Linked DNA regions of Homo sapiens: region 1 is linked to region 2. The links are chromatin loops, found by intact Hi-C in ENCODE. Cell type or tissue: HepG2. All regions are shown on one strand.

Region 1 (2,500 bases), 95 kb after region 2:
ACCATGCCTGTGTATGCAGGACATCAGATAGGTCAAGGTGCTAAAATGTAATAATCCAGGAGGATATTGTAGGGAAAGACTATCAGAGAGGTAGCTGGTAACTTCTGGTAGGAACCTATAGGCTATTTTAAATCTTTAGCTTTATTCTGGTCTTTTTAATTTTCTTTTTTTTTTTCAGACAGAGTCTCGTTCTGTCGCCCAGGCTGGAGTGCAGTGGCACCATCTCGGCTCTCTGTAACCTCCGCCTCCTGAATTCAAGTGATTCTCCTGCCTCAGCCTCCCGAGTAGCTGGGACTAAAGGCATGCACCACCATGCCTTGGCCTCCCAAAGTACTGGGATTACAGGAGTGAGCCACCATGCCAGCCATCTTTTTAATTTTTAATGTTAATTAATTTTTGTAGAGACAGGATCTCACTATGATGCCCATGCTGGTCTTGAATGCCTGGCATCAAGCAATCTTCCTGCTTCGGCTTCCCAAAGTGCTGGGATTACAGGTGTGAGCTACTATACCCGGCCTTTAGCTTTCTTCTGAATGTGAACCTTTTTTTTTTTTTTTGGAGATGGAGTCTCACTCACTCTGCTGCTCAGGCTGGAGTGCAGTGGTGTGGTCTTGGCTCACTGCAACCTCTGCCTCTCGGATTGAAGTGATTCTTGTGCCTCAGCATTCCAAGTAGCTGGGACTACAGGCGCGTGCTGCCACACCCGGCTAATTTTTTTGTATTTTTGGTAGGGAAGGGGTTTCACCATATTGCCCAGGCTGGTCTTGAAGTCCTGACCTCAAGTGATCCATCTGCCTCGACCGGGATTACAGGCGTGAGCCACTACACTTAGCTCTAAATGTGAATTTTTGAAACGGATTTTTTGGATAAAGTCCAGGCAAGATATCAAAGAACGACTAACCTGGCAGTGTGACAAGAATGTGGTTTTTTCCTTAAATATTTAACTTTTTAGAAAAGGATCACAAGGGCCAGGTGCGGTGGCTCACGCTGTAATCCCAGCATTTTGGGAGGCCAAGGCGGGCCAGCCTGGGTGACAGAGAATCCATCTCAAAAAAAGAAAAAAAAAAAAGAAAAGGATCACAAGAAAAGCTTGTGGACAGTAACCTTATTGTGAAGGGTTGTAATACAACTCTTGTAATCATGGGGTTTTTGACATAGCACAGGGCAGTGAAAAGAAAAACAATGAACTAAGTCAGGAGGCTGGGTTTCTACTACCAGTTGTGTATATAAGCAGAGCCACCTTGGGCTAACCACTCTACCTGAACCTGTTTCCTTCTCTTGCCATTCACCCTGCCAGACTCCTTGGGCTATTGCAAGAATAAAATTAAATGCTACTTGGGAAAATGCTTCACAACCTGAGATGACTTGGGAAAAATGCTTCACAACCTGAGATAACTTGTACCAACATTGGTATTATTACTGGGACCAAATGTGACTTTAAAAAGAAAAACAACCTTGACAAAGAAAACTCTGATTGGTTACTAAATCCCTATTTCTGAGATAAGCTACATTTCAAAGAAATTCTCCGTAAAAGAAAAATTGGATTCAGTTATCATACCAGATGGCTTTCATTCTCACCACTGACTCAATTCTGAAACAATTATATTTCAGTATGGTAATTATAATCTAAACTATATAAACACACTGTAAACACAAACTTTGAACAGATGAAAACTCCGATATGTAAAAAGGTAATGAATGTTGAAGGAAGACTGTGAAAAGGGAAAAGAAAAAAAATTAAAATGTTCCCCTTCTAGGTCCTGATGAGAGTAAATGTTTACTATAAAAATGATTCAAATATTTTAAACACTTTTCAAACCAGGCAATATTTTAGGCCTACTGTATATTTGCATTTTGAGCTTCCAATACGGATAAGTGACTGGAAAAAGCAGCTAGGTTTAGGTTGAAAAACAACAACCCACCGGGGAACACATTTTAGCAAATTCTTCTGAAAGTCAAAAATGTTATAGTCATAGGTAAAAAGTTACAAAGAACTACCAATTGTCAGAAATAGCTGCCAATATTGACTTAGAAGACAGCAGAAGGAATTTTAGTTCAAGAAACCTAAAACAGGCTGAAAACCTTACCTACCCTATAGCTACCACAAATAACACTGTTTCCAGTCATGATCATTCCTGATCACATATTAAGACATAACTGCAAATTGTGCTATACTGTACTATATTAAAAGGAAGTGAAATATGATCCCTATCCTAGAACTTTCCATACAAATGAATGTAAAACACCATAAAAATTAATCTTAAGGCCGGGCGCGGTGGCTCACGCCTGTAATCCCAGCACTTTGGGAGGCCGAGGTGGGCGGATCACGAGGTCAGGAAGTGGAGACCATCCTGGCTAACACGGTGAAACCCCGTCTCTACTAAAAATACAAAAAATTAGCCGGGCGTGGTGGTGGACGCCTGTAGTCCCAGCTACTTGGGGGGCCGAGGCAGGAGAATGGCGTGAACCCGGGAGGCGGAGCTTGCAGTGAGCCGAGATG
Region 2 (2,500 bases):
CTTGAACCCAGGAGGCGGAGGTTGCAGTTAGCCAAGATCATGCCGCTGCACTCCAGCCTGGGCTACAGAGGGAGACTCCATCTCGAAAAAAAAAAAGGCCGGGCGCGGTGTCTCACGCCTGTAATCCCAGCACTTTGGGAGGCCGAGGCGGGCAGATTACGAGGTCAGGAGATTCACCTGGCTAACACGGTGAAACCCCGTCTCTACTAAAAAATACAAAAAATTAGCCAGGCGTGGTGGCAGGCGCCTGTAGTCCCAGCTACCTGGGAGGCTGAGGCAGGAGAATGGCATGAACCCAGGAGGCAGAGCTTGCAGTGAGTCGAGATCGCGCCACTGCACTCCAGCCTGGGCTACAGAGCGAGACTCCGTCTCAAAAAAAAAAAAAAAAAGTTAAGGAACAGTCCCAAAACTTGAACTTACATCAGATTTGGAGTTAACTCATATCAGATTTGGAGTCAGCCACCTGTGGACTGGAGTCCAACTACATTGTGTCTCAGGCTCTGACATCTAACCCAGGCAGGGATGAGACTTAATTCACTGTGGTCTTGCAGTGGCAAAGTAGAAGCATGGAGACCAAGCCTTTAAAACTTTCTGACTTTGGTGTTAACGTTCTGTTCCTCATTTTCCCTTCTGTAACATAGTGATGATGCTGCGTGCTCTAGTTATATTTATATTTTTATTTTTTTGATACAGGGTCTCACTCTGTCACCCAGGCTGAGCGAGGTGGGGCGATCACAGCTCCCTACAGCCTCAAACTCCCGGCTTCAAGCAATCCTCCCACCTCAGCCTCCTGAATAGCTGGGACCACAGGCATGTGTCACCACGCCCGGCTAACTTTATGTTTTACTGCTCTTTGCAGAGCAGGGCTACCCCATAGGCAGCGTGCCTAGAGTGGCCAAACCTAGCTAAGTTTTGATTTTTTTTTCTAGAGAGAGGGTCTCGCTAATGTTGCCCAGGATGGCCTCAAACTCCTGCACGCAAGCAAGCCTTGGCCTCCCAAAGTGCTGAGTTTACAGGCGTGAGCCACCGCGCCCAGCTTCTAGTTATCTTTACAGAATTATTTGCAGCATATATTATTGACTCGAATTGCCTCGATATAAAAAAGCACTTTTTTTTTTTCGAAACTCTATTGCACAAGCTGGAGTGCAGTGAGGCAATCTCGGCTCACTGCAAGCTCCGCCTCCCGGGTTCACGCCATTCTCCTGCCTCAGCCTCCTGAGTAGCTGGGATTACAGGCGCCCACCGTGCGGGTTTCACCGTGTTAGCCAGGATGATAGTCTCGATCTCCTGACCTCTTGATCCGCCCGCCTCGGCCTCCCAAAGTGCTGGTATTACAGGCGTGAGCCACCGCGCCCGGCCTATTGTCAGACTCTTAATCAAGCCTGACTTTTGGGTTTAGCTCTGGCTCCAGCAGAGCAACTCTGGCGGTTGGTTCTTTCTCTTCCTTATCTCCTTGTCCCCAAGCATCCACCAGAGGACGCAGCTCCCCCAAAACTTTCCACCCAGTGCTTGGCTGGAGGAACTCAGTCCACGCTTCTCTGCTAGTCTAGGCCGGCGGTTAAGTCAATGTAACCGGAGACCCGGCTGCCCGTTGCCATGGGGACGGAAAGCTATGATGTCACCACCGTCCGGGTGGGTGTGCTGGGGTTCACCCTCCCATTTCCCCAAGACCCCCTGCCAGGACATAGGCGGACGCGGGAGAGAAAACCAAAGAGGCTCCCTCCTTCCCCTTAGCATCTCTCTCCCGCCGTGTTCAGGAAGTGGATGGCTGCCCCAGCTCTTGTCCGCACTGGTACACCTGCGTGCACGCGTGGGTACACAGCAGGCCCGAGCTTCGCGCTTGTGCCGCTCATATTCTACCCCTAAGAACTTCGCTTGAACTCTGACCTGCCCTTATATCCGAGAAAGTCAAATAAGCCCAGTTCGGCCTGTCCCAAACCGGCAGGGGCCCCTCAGACCACACCGGCGGGCTGGACCCCGGCTCTGAGGCCTCTGTTCCCAGGGCTCCGCCCAGATCTTCTGGGCCCCGCCCCCCGGCTGCGGGGGTGGGAGGAGGGGCCGGGGGGGCGCGGCCGCCTGGCTGGGGGCGGGGCGGAGGGGGGGCCGCGGACCCGGGGCGGGGGCTCGGCGCGGGCCCGCGAGATGCCGGTGTTGGCGGCCCGAGCGGCTGCAGTTGCAGGGGCGGGGGAGGCGGCGGCGGGGCCCGGGAGAGGGGTGGCGTGGGGGACCGGCGCGTAGCCGGGACCATGGAGGGGCAGAGCGGCCGCTGCAAGATCGTGGTGGTGGGAGACGCAGAGTGCGGCAAGACGGCGCTGCTGCAGGTGTTCGCCAAGGACGCCTATCCCGGGGTGAGGGACCTGCGTCTTGGGAGGGGGACGCTAAGGCTGCTGGGGGGTGGGTGACAGGGGCCCTGGCGACGGATGGGAATGGGTACTCGGGTAACCAGGGACAAGAGACAGGGGGTCGGAGGACGCGGGGAGGCCTTGAGGGCTCAGGAAGG

What was found. A loop is a pair of places that touch in the nucleus more often than their neighbours do. Peaks named below come from ENCODE experiments on the same cell type or tissue, not always from the same donor. Only the 100,000 strongest peaks of a DNase experiment are listed, where the experiment ranks them.
Region 1: it touches region 2 in a loop (9-fold over the local background); 57 of 110 quality-filtered maps call a loop at or near these places.

Annotation. Positions count from the first base shown.
Region 1 is chr17:43,118,220-43,120,719 of GRCh38, forward strand. The region is part of intron 2 of BRCA1 (BRCA1 DNA repair associated); the gene reads right to left. Among named protein-coding and RNA genes, the nearest start is that of BRCA1, 5.9 kb to the right of the region's middle. RefSeq lists a silencer at 1,518-1,712 and an enhancer at 1,738-1,842. In HepG2, no CTCF peak of the experiment used is centred here; DNase peaks (open chromatin) are centred at 922 and 1,162.
Region 2 is chr17:43,023,102-43,025,601 of GRCh38, forward strand. It overlaps RND2 (Rho family GTPase 2), which reads left to right and starts at 2,130. Exons shown (of 5, transcript NM_005440.5): 1 at 2,130-2,348. The coding sequence starts at 2,247. RefSeq lists a silencer at 1,954-2,093. In HepG2, CTCF peaks have their summits at 1,476 (motif pointing right) and 1,942; a DNase peak (open chromatin) is centred at 1,510; H3K4me3 peaks cover 342 bases.